Linked DNA regions of Homo sapiens: region 1 is linked to region 2. A link is a loop called in an ENCODE intact Hi-C map of the cell type or tissue named here. Cell type or tissue: heart left ventricle. All regions are shown on one strand.

Region 1 (8,000 bases), 260 kb before region 2:
GTGAACACACAAATGATAAGAAAACAAAACAGCCTTAGTACTGATAGGGAGAAAGTTTTAGTGGTCTGGATAGAAGATCAAAGCAGCCACAACATACCCTTAAGCCAAATCCTAATCCAGAGTAAGGTCCTAACTCTCTTTAATTCTGTGAATGCTGAGAGAGGTGAGGAAGCTACAGAAGAAAAGTTGAAAGCTAACAGAGTTTGTTTCATAAGGTTTAAAGAAAGAAGCCATCACCATAAAATAAAAGTGCAAGGTGTAGCAGCAAGTGCTGATGTAGAAGCATCAGCAAGTTATCCAGAAGATCTAGCTAAGATCATTGATGAAGGTGGCTTCACTAAATAACAGATTTTCAATGAAGACAAAACATCCTTCTATCGGAAGAAGAAGCATCTAGGATTTTCACAGCTAGAGAGGAGAATGCCTGGCTTCAAAGCCTCCAAGCAGAGGCTGACTCCCTTGTTAGGGGCTAAAGCAGCTGGTAACTTTAAGTTGAAGCCAGTGCTCATTGACCATTCTGAAAATCCTGGGGCCTTTAAGATGTATGCTAAATCTGTTCTGTCTGTGCTCCATAAATGGAATAAAACCTGTGTGACAGCACATCTGTTTGCAGCATGGTTTCTGAATATTTTAAGCCACGGTTAAGACTTACCATTCAGATAAAAAAGATTCCTTTCAAAATATTGTTTTTCGTTGACAATGCACCTGGTCACCCAAGAGCTCTGGTGGAGATGGACAAGGAATTAAATGTTTTCATAGCTGCTAATGGAACTCCATTCTGCAGCCCATGGATCAGAGAGTAATTTCAACTTTCAAGTGTTATTGTTTAAGAAATGTATTTCATAAGGCTACAGCTGCCATTGATATAGTGATTTCTCTGATAGATCTGGGCAAAGTAAATTGAAAACATTTTGGATAGGAATCACCATTCTAAATGCCATTAAGAATCTTCATGATTCATCAGAGGTGGTTAAAACCGTAACAATAAGAGGAGTTTGGAAGAAGTTGATTCCAACACTTATGGATGACTTTGATGGGTTCAGGACTTCAGTAGTGGAGGTAACTGCAGATGTGGTTAAACTATCAAGAGAACTAGAATTAGAAGTAGAACCTGAAGGTGGTTCATGCCTGTAATTCCAGCACTTTGGGAGGCCAAGATGGGCAGATTGCCTGAGGTCAGGAGTTCGAGATCAGCCTGGCCAATATGGTGAAACTCCATCTCTACTAAAAATACAAAAATTAGCTGAGTGTGGTGGCAGGTGCCTGTAATCCCAGCTACTTGGGAAGCTGATGCAGGAGAATTGCTTGAACCCAGGAGGCAGAGGTTGTAGTGAGCTGAGACAACACTATTGTACTCCAACCTGGGCGACAAGAGCAAAACTCCCATCTCAAAAAAAAAAAAAAAAAAAAAAAAAAAAAAAAAAAAAAAAAAGTAGAGCCTGAAAGTAGGACCGAATTGCTGCAATCTAATGATTAAACTTGAATGGATGACTAGTGGCTTCTTATGGATGAACAAATAAAGTCATTTCTTTTGATAGAATCTAGAATCTACTCCTGGTGAAGATTCCGTTAACATTATTTAAATGACAACAAAGGATTTAGGGTTTTACATAAACTTAGTTGATAAAGCAGTGGCAGGATTTGAGAGGATTGACTCCAATTTTGAAAGACACTCTACTGTGGGTAAAATGCCATCAAAAAGCATCACATGCTACAGAGAAATCTTTCATGAAGAGTCAACCGATGCAGCAAACATCATTGTTGTCTTATGTTAAGAAATTGGTTGTGAGGCACGGTGGCTCACTCCTGTAACTCTAGCAGGTTGGGAGGCCAAGGCGGGCGAATCACTTGAGGCTAGGAGTTCGAGACCAGCCTGGTTAACATGGTGAAATCCCGTCTATACTAGAAATACAAAAATTAGCCAGTCTTGGTGGCACACACCTGTAATCCCAGCTACTCGGGAGGCTAAGGCATGAGAATTGCTTGAACCCAGGAGGTGGAGGTTTCAGTGAGCCGAAGATCATGCCACAGCATTCCAGCCTGGGAGATAGAGCAAGACTCTGTCTCAAAAAAAAAAGGAAAAGAAAAAAAAGAAAAGAAAAGAAATTGGGCTGGTATGGTGGCTTATGTCTGTAATCCCAGCACTTTGGAAGGCTGAGGTGGTGGATCACTTGAGCTCAAGAAGTGTGAGACCAGCCTGGACAACATGGCGAAACCTCATCTCTAGAAAAAAATACAAAAATTAGCCAGGCATGGTGGCACACACCGGTAGTCCCAGCTACTTGGGATGCTGAGGTGGGAGGATCACCTGAGCCTGGGAGGCAGAGGTTGCAGTGAGCCAAGAAATTGCCACTGCACTCCAGCCTGGGCCATGGAGTGTGACCCTGTCTCAATTTTTTTTTTTTTAAAAAAAGAGGAAATTGCTACAGCCACCTCAGCCTTCAGCAATCACCACTGTGATCAATCAACAGCCATCAATATTGAGACTAGATTCTCCACTGGCAAAGAGATTAGGACTCCCTGAAGGCTTACATCAAGAATCCCCAAACCTCAAACCATAGACACAATAGGAGTTGAGCAGTGAGCCAGTGAGCATTACCGTCTGAGCTCTGCTTTCTTGCCTTCTGTCAGATCAGCGGCATCAGATTCTCATAAGAGCCTGATGATCTGAGGTGGAACAGTTTCACCCTGAAATCATCCCCTGTCAAGAGACCACTGGAGACGATTGTCAGCATTTTTTAGCAATAAAGTATTTTTTTTTTCATTGAGGCATGTGCATTTTTTAAGACATAATGCTATTGCAGACTTAATTGACTACAGTGTAGTGTAAGCATAGCTTTTATATGCATTGAGAAACCTGAAAATTTGTGTGACTTGCCATATTGCGACAATATGGTTTTATTGGTTTTATTGTTGTGATCTGAACTGAATCCACAACATGTTCAATGTATTCCTGGCATGTTTTTATAACATTTCAATCTTTGAGACCAAAGGACCTCTCTTGTTTCAGTTGCAAAAGTATGTCTGTTTTGGTGCCTGTAAATACATTTACAAATCTGATGCCTTCAGGATGCTTACAGGCAGTCCTTTGTCTCCAGTTAAGCTTTTTCTTTTCTTTAAGTTTTCAGTAGAATATTCCAGGAATCTCTGCATACTTCAGGAGTTTGCAAGGTTAGTTTTTTGTTTTAATACTTACCTGAACAGTCGAACCATTTTCTAATGCTCATCTAACCAAACAACTACTTTATTTATTGTTCTGCCTGACCTGTAATGTAATCTGCATGATGCGCTGGCTGTTTTCTGATTCAGACTACATATTTCAGATTGGATCTACTTGTTGTATTTTTTTTTTCTCCTGCAACCTGAAGGCCAGGCAGAGAGGGTTCATTGAAATCTAGGATTTGTTAGATTGTATTTTAATCAGTTTCACAGCATACCCTCCTTCTCCCAAGCCTATTGCCCAATCTCAGAATGAGATCAAAATAAACTGAAATTGTCCTTACTCACTTTCACAAAGTTGCTAGTTAGAAGCAAAATGTCCAATCCATCCTGTAGGAAGAAGAGAGGGACCCAGCAATGGGCCCAGTTAATCTGTAAATTGCATATTTAACGTAGGAATAATCATGGCTCTTGTTATTGAGATCTTTTCAGTACATTTGGTGGAAGTAAACTGTTTGTGTCCTCCAGTGGTTGATGAGATCCGCTTCTTGCCTTGCTTTCCTCTCCTGGGCATTTATTTGCTAAGCAGATTGATCTATTTAGTGCATCTGTGTCTGGGTGGGTGATGTCTCCACTACTACAGTACACTCTTCTGTATTTATTATTTCACTAACAATTACTTCCACTTTCTCAATTTTCCCTTCTCTGGCTTGTTCTCATGCTCTTATCTTGCCATAACTTAAGTTTTCTTCTCTCCTCCTCATTGCATATTCCCCTTCATTGGCAACTTACAAGTACTTACATCACCTTGTGATGACTCACACTTTCTGTTGATAATGAAAAGTGATCATGTTCTAGAGAGCAGAGCCCATGCTCTGGAGGCAGCCTGCCAAGGGTTGAATCCTGGCTCTTGGCTCTACCACCCATCAGCTCACTAGCACTGTGAACTTGGACAAGTTTTTTAACCTCTCCTTGCCTACCTTTCCACATCTGAAAAATGCAATACTCTAGTTCCCACCTCATAGAGATGCTGTGAAGATTAAAGGAGTTATTCTACATTGTGGATTTAGAACGATTCGTGGCACGTAGTAAGTGCTCAACAACTGTTAGCCATTGTTATTACTTAATTTCATTTAGCTCAGTTGTATGACCATTCATTCAGCCTTCTATTAGCATTCTATTTTTCTGGCAACACCTATTGATATCCCAGATAATTAATTTTCTTTTTTTGTAATGCATTTAGAAAATGCTGCTCTTTGAAGTAAGTTAAGTGTTGCCTTTTTCTCTGTTATTTTGCAAGGAGGACAGCTTGAGTTGGAATATCTAGAAGTAAAAATCTCTCTGTTATGGTCAAATACCTCTTAGTATCCCTCAGCCAATGGGTGTGATTTTTACTTCTTCCCCCGACCAATCTAATGGAGTTCAACATCTTGCTACTGCAGGTGTCACCTGCTTACTATTAATAGCAGCATGGTCAATACCCAGGAGGTTGTAGAAATGCAGATCAGAGGACACACTGCAGACCAACTGTATGATAATCTATAGTCTAACAAGATATCCATGTTATTCTTAAGGCTATTAAAATTTGAGAAGCACTATACCAACATTTCTAGGTCTAGAGCACCATAATTCTGCTCTAGGGAAATAGGAAGAAACCAACCTGAATTCCATTTTAATAACACATAATATTGACTATTTCTATAATTTAGCACTTTAAGCCCTATGAGATTTCCTGGAAAACCTATGTTGGCATTCTCTTGGGTGTAATTGTTATCGATTAATGTCATGATTAAAAGTACGGCTTAGGTCTACTGGGAGTTTTAGCTCACTGAAAGGAAAAAAAAACACCTCATTGATCTGAAGCCCTCAGTCAGTCATTCTTAGCTTTTCAGAAAATACTTCAGATAAATAGCAATAATGTTAGCACTGAGAGGTTTGTCTCAGGGGATGATCTTTCTAACAATGACTTGCATTGATTAAGTTCATTGCTTTTTAACTGTTCACTTTGTTACTGTGGTAACTCTATTTTAAACATTAGGATGCATTTTTTTTTTTTTTAGTTGGATTGTGTATGGGTAAAGTAGCACAAGGAGGCATATTTGGGCTTCTTGTACTACTGGTGAATTACTTGTTGAGAGTCTAATGCTCCTGTTTTCTAAATACTGCTTTGTTGAGACAAGATTCTGGAAAAAGAAGACATTGGACATGTTCGTGGGTTAGACAGCATTAAGAAAAGTCAGGCAACTGTTATGATTCTTGGTATCAGTGTCAGCTCTCAAGAAAGGACTAAAAGTGCTAGATTTACTAGCTGGAGAACATTGCTTTTTGAACAGTTTACTCTTGGGAATCTTGTATAACAATGTTGTTAGATTGTTCTCTTGCCTTTTGCATACATTTTTTTTTTTTTTTTTAGTTTCGTTCTTGTTGCCCATACTGGAGTATAATGGCCTGATCTCGGCTCATTGCAACCTTCGCCTTCTGAGTTCAAGCAATTCTCCTGCCTCAGCCTCCCCAGTAGCTGGGATTACAGGCGCCAACCACCATGCCCGGCTAATTTTTGTATTTTTAGTAGAGATGGGGTTTTGCCATGTTGGCCAGGCTGGTTTCAAACTCCTGACCTCAGGTGATCCGCCCCCCTCGGCCTCCCAAAGTGCTGGGATTACAGGTGTGAGCCACTGCACCCGGCCGCATACATTTGTTTTTATGGGTGGTTGAAACGTTTAGAAAATCTTCAGCTCACTGCTTACTGTGGTTACAGGATAGCAAGAAAGATAAAGAGATTGGGTTTAGGCATTTTGAATTTGGCTTTAAATGAACCCAGTTGCAGATGTTAAATGGTGATATTAAGTCAGTCTAAGCATTAATATAAAATGATGTTCAAAAGTTATAGAACAGCATATAAATAATTGAAAAACAAAAGATCATTATTTTACCCCTAATTACTAGCCTTGGAGTATGGGTCAACCTTTCCACATCCCTCACCTTTCACATGCAATGAGATGCTCAGTGAATCCCAATAATTATCCTTTTCTTAGAGTCTCAAGTTCTTATCCTCTGTTTTTATTAAAACAGCTGTGTTTCCAGCTTGGATTATTTTTACCTCCTACTTAAACTGTTGCAATTCATGGGTCATTTACTCCTTCAGAGTTACCAACTATGTTTTTAACAAGTTGAGTATGCTAATATAGAGTTACAATTTTGATATTAACTAGACAAAAAAATTAAAACTTGGTGACTTCTCATTGTCAGTAAACAAAAAAATCATTTCCCAATCTGGTCAATTAAAATTCCCCAAAATGGTCATAGTTTACCTTAAAATATTCTTGCTAGACCTTCCTAAGTATGAACCTTGTGTGCCATCAAAATGAGACTGTTTATTCTAGTCCATATGTACATTGTATTTCACAATATTTGGACCTTAGCTCTGTTTTTCCCTCCATCTGGAATGGTCTACTCATAATTTCTGCCCACTGAAATACTTCTTATCCTTAATCCTTTTCCTTAAGCCTGTGGGTCCTTTCAGCCCTGAACACTCAGGTATGAACCAAATACTACCATTTGGGAGGGATATATAGAGGATAGTCTTGCATGGCTTTTGACCTGGCCTGTCTCATGTCCGGCTCATTGAAATGCAGTTTCTGGTTCTCAGATTTTAAGTTCCAGAAACTTCATTTTTAAAATAAAACCAGAGTTGCTATAGTTCCTAGAAGATAAATCCAGGCTAGTAAGCCTCACAAAATATTTTTATGGACTGGAGTGCCTGTATACTAACTTAGAGTGAGTGATGTGCTTTTCTTGGATATTGCCTTTCTGCAACAAGATGTCTGCAAAGCAGATTCAGAAACTGGAAAGTTGCTCAATTGGCTCAGAATTGAAACATAAGGAATTGGTTGGTCTTGAAGGATATTCCATCCAGGTTATGGGAAAATCTTATTGAGTCACCTGATAAGATTCTTTTCCTTGGATAATTTGATGTAAACACTGGTGGATTCCTCAGGTTCCAATCTTTTATCTGTTGCTCCAACTGACTGAATTACAGTTCTCCTTTACATCTTCCATTCTGATAGTATCATTCTAAAGATGTCACTTTGTTACCTTGTTTTAAATTTAGCAACTTCCTATCCTTGTCAATTAACTTGTAAAGTAATCCAGGTCTAGAAAACCACATTTAGATCTATCTAATCCATCTACTGTGGTGCAAAAATCTTTGGATGGCTGTTCTCATACATCATGTGTTTGCTTTTGAGCCTTTATAGTCTCATAATGTGCTTTTTATCTGAACTTACACAAGAATTATTAAATTGCCTTGTGCATTAGATGTATTGTCTTCTTCCTTTCTTAATCTATTTGTATTATGGTTATTGGCAAACTGGCCTTATTTACTATCAGGTCTAAATTTCTTAAAAGCTGGGACTATTACTTATTCTTGTTTGTTTTTTCTGTAGTCTCAAGTAGAGTCACATCTTTTTTTTTTCAGAAATGTAGCTTTACATTCTTCATTTATTTATTAATTCTCTCCTTCCCTCTTTCCCACCCTCTCTCCCTTCCTTTCTTCCTTCGCTCCTTTCTTCCTTCCTTTCACAGGCATTTATGAAACATATACTATTTGCCAGGAATGTATTAATGTCTGAGATTACAGGTATAAAAGATGTAGACCCAGGCCGGGCCTGGTGGCTCATGCCTGTAATCCCAGCACTTTGGGAGGCTGAGGCGGGTGGATCACCTGAGGTCAGGAGTTTGAGACCAGCCTGACCAACATGGAGAAACCCCGTCTCTACTAAAAATACAAAATTAGCCAGGTGTGTTGGCGCATGCCTGTGATCCCAGCTACTGGGGATGCT
Region 2 (8,000 bases):
TGGAGGTTGCGGTGAGCCGAGATCACGCCATTGCACTCCAGCCTGGCCAACAAGAGTGAAACTCTGTCTCAAAAAAAAAAAAAAAAAAAAAAAAAAAAAAAGCATATTCTCTCACAGTTGCTTCAGGCCAGAAGTCCAAAATAAAAATGTGAGCAGGGCTGTGCTTTCTCTGACAGCTCCAGCATAGAATTATTCCTTTCTTCCTTCCTCCGTCTTCTGGTGGCTCCGAGAGCTCCTTGGCTTACGGCAGAATAACTAGAATCTCTGTTTCAGTCTTTACATGGCCTTCTTATCTGTCTCTCTTCTGTTTGTCTCTCATAAGGACATGTGCCGTTAAACACAGGGCCCACCCTGCCAGAATGGCCTTATCTTGTGACCTTTAACTAAATTACATCTGCAAAGATCATTTTGCTAAATAAGGTCACATTCACAGATTCAAGTGGTTAGGCTGTGGATACATCTTTTTTGAGAAACACAAATCAAACCACTACAGCTCAGAAAATGGATAATAAACTGAGTTGGAAAAATGAACTTTTCTAGTGAAGTTTTACTAAATTGGTGGAATTAGGGTAAGTAGAAAATAATTTTTAAAAATCTGGTTATATTTCAGTATATATAATAATTTTAACAAAGCTAACAATCTACTAAGTGAATTATAATAGTGAAATGAGAACGGTGTCCTACAAATTTGAAAGCAATCTCTTTTTTTTCTTTTTTTTTTTTCCTTAGGGATACTTTTTAGCAAATATTTTTTCTTTTTTGAGACAAGATCTCAATCTGTCACCCAGGCTGGAATGCCGTGGCGTGATCCTGGCTTACTGCAGCCTTGACCTCCTGGGTTTAAGAGATCTTCCTGCTTCAGTCTCCCAAGTAGCTGAAACTACAGGTTCATGCCATTACACCCGACTAATTTTTGTATATTTTGTACAGTTGGGGTTTTGCCAAGTTGGCCAGGCTGATCTCGAACTCCTGAGCTCAGGCAGTCTGCCTGCCTTGGCCTCCCAAAGTGTTATGATTACAGGTATGGGCCACTGTGTCTGGCCGCAAAAACTTTCATCACAGGTAAAATCAATTAGAGTTGAAACCTTTTGAATAAAATAATCACAAATAAGTTTAGTTTTAATTATAAAATATAATGCATATATTTTAAAATTAAATGAGAAAGTCCATAGTTAAGTAATTAAAACTCACCTGAATTCATTTGGAGAATTGCTCATTTCAACACAAATTTCTATAGGTTAATATTATTTCCTATACTGGCAGAAGTTCCCATTTTGATGAGATTAAGAGGGGATAAGAGAACATTAAGTTCTTAAATCTTGACTTACAATATCACAGATATATCAGAATATCAGTAATTTCACAGTGTTGGCTAATTAAACTAAAATTGATTGCCTTTTATATTATAACATAATTCACACAAGCAACTTGAAGTCTTTCAATGCCTACATATGTAAGTTAAGTTTTGGTCTAAAGAATTCTCAGCCACTCTCAGAGTAAATCAGTAGACGATCATAATGTGCTTTTAATTATATCCATTAATATTCATTTGGAAAAAGTATATCATAGTTTCTATTTCAAGAACAAAAGCTGGAACATTAAATCTTGCTTTTGTTTAGAACATTCAGTTGAAGATTAATCTTTTCAAGACCTTTTCTCTGAGGAGATCATTGTGCTTTAATAATTCTGTTACTGAAATGTAACAGATTTGCTCTATTGAATTATGGACCAGTTCTCTAGGGAGTGTCCTATTTAGACCAAAGGTGAGTGATTTTAACTTGGTTTAATAATTTGCTTCATCATTTTCCTGAGACTACATGAGCATGGGGAATTAACCAAAGGATATGATCGAAACAATAACCAACATGGAGTGTCCATGGTTTAATAGCCACAGGCAAAATCACGGGACCCCCAGTCCTGACATCCACCCATCAATAATGTGTGCATGCTTTTATTTAACTCTTACTATGTGCCAGCCACTGTCAGCACCCTACATGCATTAAGTGTTGCAATATTCATAACAGCTCTATCATTTTCATGTCCATTTTATAGATGGGAAAACTGAGTAGAGAGAATAAATAACGTACAGTGAGAAAGTGACAATGCCAACGAGCTGGTTTGGATTCAGGCTCCTTTCAATCCGTTTATGAAATCTCAGAAGGTTTCTCACGTTACCTCCTCAAAAGTCAGACTTGCTTTTTAGGAGCCTCCTGGGGTCTGTCTCTGTGGAGGCCCCCTAAAGGAGACCTCCTGGAGTCTCTGGGACTCTGTGTAGTCTCCCTCATGGAGACTAGGAGGCTGCATTTTGTCAGTGTTCCCGGCGTGGCTACTTCTCCTGTTGTCTTGAGACAGAGGCAGTCAAGGTGGGACTTCTGCTTTACCCCAGCGTCCTTGGCCACTAGCAGAATACCTTCTCCTCATTCCAGTTACATTCACTTACTGAGACATAGTGTATCTTGTGCTCTAGTTTCTACCCAGCTTTTGTTGTATAACGTTTTCCTTTGGCCCCACAAGTGCTCTTAGACCCATCACTCCGGGAATAAAGGACAGTCAGTCACAATGGAGATAACAGGGGGGCAGTAAATAGTGTAGTGAAGTGTGGGGGAGTGAGAGGAAGGGTGGGATGGTGGAGTGAGACGTAGAGAAGTCAGGGTGAAAGTGGAGCAAGATTAATTATATAATGTGCTCCTCAGTGTGCTAGCTGCTTCACACAGGTAACTAATTTAACCCTAACATTCTGTGAAATAGCTATGCTACATCAGTGGGTATAAATGAAATCACCAAGATCACCTAATAAAGCTAGAAAAAGGCATAGCAAAGTTCCTGACAATTTTATGGGTCTGGCTGAATTCTGTAAGTTCAGAATTTGAATATATAAAAACAACAACATATTGCTCTGATAAAGTGATCCATAGACTATCTGTTTAGGAAGAATGGTGTGAGAAACATTAAATAAAAATGAAGATAATTATAATACCATGTGCCAAGTGCAATTATGCTATTGGGTTAGGTCTAGGTGTGAAGGTTGACTGAGCTTTCTTTGTTGGGGGGATAAAGCAGATCACATTTAACAGTTTTATTCTAACATTGCTTTTTACTTAATATTACATCACAAACATTTTCCATGAAAGTATTTATTTGAAAATGCCATTTACATAGCTGCGAAAACTTCTCTCTCTCTCTCTCTTTTTTTGAGACAGTGTCACCTGGCTCTGTTGCTCAGGCTGGAGTGCTGTGGTGGAATCTCGGCTCACTACACTCTCCGCCTCCTGGGTCCAAGTGATTCTCCTGCCTCGGCCTCCCAAGTAGCTGGGATTACAGGCATGCGCCGCCACACCTGGGTAATTTTTTGTATTTTTAGTAGAGACAGGGTTTCACCATGTTGGTGAGGCTAGTCTCAAGCTCCCAATCTCAAGTGATCGGCCCGCCTTGGCCTCCCAAAGTGCTAGGATTACAGGCATGAGCCACCATGCCTGGCCACTGCAAAACATTCTTAGAGTTTTAAGTTTTCTGTTTTTTTCTATTATAAATAATATTTACAAAATGTTAGATCAACTTTTTCACGACTTCATTTTTAGAAATGGAGTTGACAAATACAGGAATATGAATTTTCTAAGGTATTTAATACATTATGCCAAAAGCTTCCAGAAAGTATGTCAATTTACAACCCCAGGAGTAGTAGCCGGATAACAAAAAGTAGCATAGGCCAAGCCAAAGAAGGGTGGGAGAATATGGTTAAGTTTGGGGAAAGGGAATGGAGAAGTAGAGACCAAAGAAGTGGGTAGGATCCAGATGATGAAGGGTGCAGAGAAACAAGAGAATAGATACTAAGCAGTCCCAGGTTTCAGCCTTGGGTTAACAGGAGGGAAATCGGATGAAAGGAGGAGGTCTTTTGGGAGAAAAACAATGAGCTCAGTTTTGAATATATTAATTATAAATTATGTATGGCACATCCAAATGGATATTTTAGATTTTCTTATCTAGGACTCAAGAGGTCAGGCCTTCAGATGTAGATTATTAAATATTAGATTGAAAACTGGCCAGGCACAGTGGCTCACACCTGTAATCCCAGCACTTTGGGAGGCCAAAGCGGGTGGATCATTTGAGGTCAGGAGTTCTAGACCAGCCTGACCAACATGGTGAAACCCTGTCTCTACTAAAAATACAAAAAAAAAAATTAGCTGGGCATGGTGGTGCACGCCTGTAGTCCCAGCTACTTGGGAGGCTGAGGCAGGAGAATGGCATGAACCCGGGAGGCAGAGGTTGCAGTGAGCTGAAATCATGCCACTTCACTCCAGCCTGGGTGACAGAGCAAGACTCCATCTCAAAAAAGAAAAAAAGAAAACTAATTGATCTCTCAAACTACATTATAGGGAAAATAAAAGATCACAGAGTGTTGGAAACAACAATATTAAGAAGAAGTCTTATAATCTAGCTGCTCCAAACTAAAAATTTTTGAAATATAAATAGCTGTAATTTTGTGATAACTAGTACTAATCATATAATCACATAATGGTTCTGAATTTGTAGAGCAATAACTCCCATTTTCCGATTGACTCGTGTATACATATCAAATGAATTTAAAACGCTGTGAAAGACACCCAATAATTTTGATTTTAAAATATATATTTGGGATTTAAGAAATTCAATTTTGCTCTAAAACAGAAAAATTTATAATAAATTAGAATAGTAACATGATACATCATTTCAAGTACTAGGAATTTGGGGTAATTACCAATTTTTGAGAAATTAGTATAATTTTGCTATTCTCTAGCCAGCAGACAATCATAAAAAAGCTCCCCCCTCCCTCCCCAGCCCCACCCGCTTGCTACAAGACACTTTCTCTTCTGGAAGAGCCCATCTGAATGATGTAGATTTGTATACTTTGCCACCTTGTGGTCATTTTAGTTATTTGCATGACTCCATCTGTGTTGTGGCCTAAAGATGTTCCTGTTAAAATGGCTCCATGTTCTTATATACAGTATTTAATTAACAACAATACCAGCAAAACTATATTAGAATAAACTTGAACAACAGTGACAAAAAGTTGATGATGGCCAAGATGAATGCCTATCTGATGGCTTTATTATGGGCTGATGTATCTGCTTGACACCCTTTTCTGAACCGTTCTTAAGTATTTTTTCCACATATTGCTATAGTCATTATTTTGACACTGAATAAATGTCAGTAACAATAAGAAAAAGGCATAATCTCCTTTTGAAATTCACTAAGGTTTTTTTTTTTCACTACAGGTTTTAAATAGAAAAGCTCATGGCTTCATATATATGTAGCATATTGTTAATAAATTAAGAGAATATTCTGCAAAACTCAAACTAAAGCATCAATGAACACTTAGGTTAATCTGTAGTTTCCATGTTTTCTGATTCAATCCATATGAAACAAATGTGTAGGGGAAATGCATTTTTGAAATATTTCTAGTGGTACAGTGGCCATTGCCAGATAACTAATGTGGACAGATGCATTTTTAAAAGGTTTGGGCTACTTGCAAGATAATAATTACTGCATGTTTTATATATTTTTGTTCCATTTTCTGATTGTTTTTCACAAGATATTTAATATTTTCTTTCTCTTTCTTTCTGTCTCCTTCCTTCCTACCTTCCACTGTTTCTTTCCCTTTCTCTTTCTTTTTTGAGAGCTTCTCGCTCTGTCGCCTAGGCTGAAGTGCAGTGGTGCCATCATAGCCCACGGCAGCCTTGACCTCCTGGGCTCAACTAATCCTCCTGCATTACCCTTCTGAGTAGTTGGGATGATAGGCATGCATCACAATGCTTGGATATTTTATTTATTTATTTTTTTATGTTTTGCAGAGATTGAGGTCTTGTTTTGTTACCCAGTCTCATCTCTAACTTCTGACTTCAAGTGATCCTCCCACCTCTGCCTCCCAAAATGGCTGGGATTACAGGTATGAGTCATCATGCTGGCCCGATATTTTCTATATTTGAAAATCTACAAAATATTCAAGCATTTGTCTTAAAAGCTACTCAAAGAGCATCATCTTGGTTTTATTGGTCTTTCTAAAGTATAAATAGAGAGGTTTTCACAATTCGAAGTCAATAGTTCCTTGTATCTTAAGGAAATAAAGTGGGTTTTGAATAAGAGTTTCATAGTCAGGTCATTCTTTTTTTTTTTTTTTTTGAGGCAGAGTTTCGCTCTTGTTGCCTAGGCTGGAGTGCAATGGTGCAAGCTGGGCTCACTGCAACCTCTGCCTCCTGGGTTCAAGAGATTCTCCTGCCTCAGCCTCCTGAGTAGCTGGGATTATAGGCACCCACCACCACACCCAGCTAATTTTTTGTATTTTTGGTAGAAATGGGGTTTCACCTTGTTGGCCAGGCTGGTCTCGAACTCCTGACCTCAGGTGATCCATCCCAAAGTGCTAGGATTACAGACATGAGCCACTGCTCCCAGCCAGTCAGATCATTCTTAAGCTGAATTTTTTTTCTCACAATACAGGCAATATTAAAATTTAGTAAGATGAACTGCTGTACTTAATTTTTTTTTTTACTTTTTATTCATTATAAAAACTGCTTACACTTTGGACTCATTTAAGCTTTGGTAACAGGATTGAAATAAAATATATTTACTCGTGTTATTCAGTTGAAAGGACTTGCCTTAAAGTTACACCAGTAGGCAGGGCACAGTGGCACATGCCTGTAATCCCAGCACTTTGGGAGGCTGAGGCAGGCAGATCACCAGAGGTCAGGAGTTCAAGACCAGCCTGGCCAACATGGTGAAACCCCATCTCTACTAAAAATACACAAATTAGCTGGGTGTGGTGGCAGGCGCCTGTAGTCCCACTACTTGGGAGGCTGAGGCAGGAGAACCGCTTGAACCCGGGAGGTGGAGGTTTCAGTGAGCCGAGATCACGCCACCGCACTCTAGTCTGGGCAACGAAGAGTGAAACTCTGTCTCAAAAAAAAAAAAAAACCAAAAAAAAGTTACACCAGTAGTATGGAGCCATGCACAACTCTTGAAAACACACAGCCTTGCCTACAAAAGTTAAATATGGGGAGAGAGATTGTCGTTTGCTTGCTATTACTAGAAAACCAATCCAAATTACAGGTGCTAACAACATTAGGTCCATAGCACCTATTATAAATGATAGGCTCTCAAGAATTACTTTGGTTCAGGTGTCCAGTAAAGACCGAATTGCCATCAGAATCATCAAGTAGCCAAGATATATGGGCTTTTGCCCCTTATTTGTTTCCAATTACCCCCAGGCTTTAATTGGAATGGGGAGAGAGAGTTCTTCTTAGAGGACAGATTGTCTTCTGCTACATATTGGAAACAAATTTTAGTATCTTGTTTAACTCTGTATTGGGGAGGAAGGATTTTTCCTTATAGAATAAGGAGGCTTTACTTATGCAGTGAAGATGGCCATAATGGGAATACATTGAAAAACATAAGGATAAAAAGGGATAAAAGGAATCAGTTTTATTCACATACCGGGCATATTTTATGCAAAAATAGTAGCTTCATTCACACGTAAGTCACATTACATATGATATAAGAAATACTTTTAATTCAAAAAATATCGTGGTTCATATGACAGCTGGATTTAAATCCCAGCTGGACTGCTTTCTATCCAGACAAGTTATTAAATCTCTTCAAGTCTCAGCTTTGTCATATGTAATATAAAAATAATGATAAATTACCTCGAGTGAACTCATAAATACACAGATGTATTAGTCAGGATAGGATAGACTGTGCCATGGTAACAAATAAAACCCAAAGTCTCAGTGGCTTAACACAAAAAAGCATTATCCCATTATCCTTTCAAAATTCCAAAATCCTTTCAGGCTTTACACACACATGTTTATATAAATTTAAATGATTACACAGGTTTTCAATAAATGCTGTTTTCTTCTCCTTTGAGATTCTACTCATTTCTCTTCCACTCAAGTAAACATGCAATTTGGGAACAAGAATGACACTGTAGAAATAAACTTTTCTGTTCTAATTTCTTTGAAATGTAAACCATT

The links. Peaks named below come from ENCODE experiments on the same cell type or tissue, not always from the same donor. Only the 100,000 strongest peaks of a DNase experiment are listed, where the experiment ranks them.
Region 1: it touches region 2 in a loop (2.8-fold over the local background); 3 of 110 quality-filtered maps call a loop at or near these places.

The regions. Positions count from the first base shown.
Region 1 is chr14:29,801,806-29,809,805 of GRCh38, reverse strand. All of the region lies in intron 1 of PRKD1 (protein kinase D1), which reads left to right. Among named protein-coding and RNA genes, the nearest start is that of PRKD1, 120 kb to the left of the region's middle. In heart left ventricle, no CTCF peak of the experiment used is centred here; a DNase peak (open chromatin) is centred at 4,055.
Region 2 is chr14:29,545,949-29,553,948 of GRCh38, reverse strand. No RefSeq gene overlaps it. Among named protein-coding and RNA genes, the nearest start is that of PRKD1, 380 kb to the left of the region's middle. In heart left ventricle, CTCF peaks have their summits at 4,689 and 4,899 (motif pointing left); no DNase peak of the experiment used is centred here.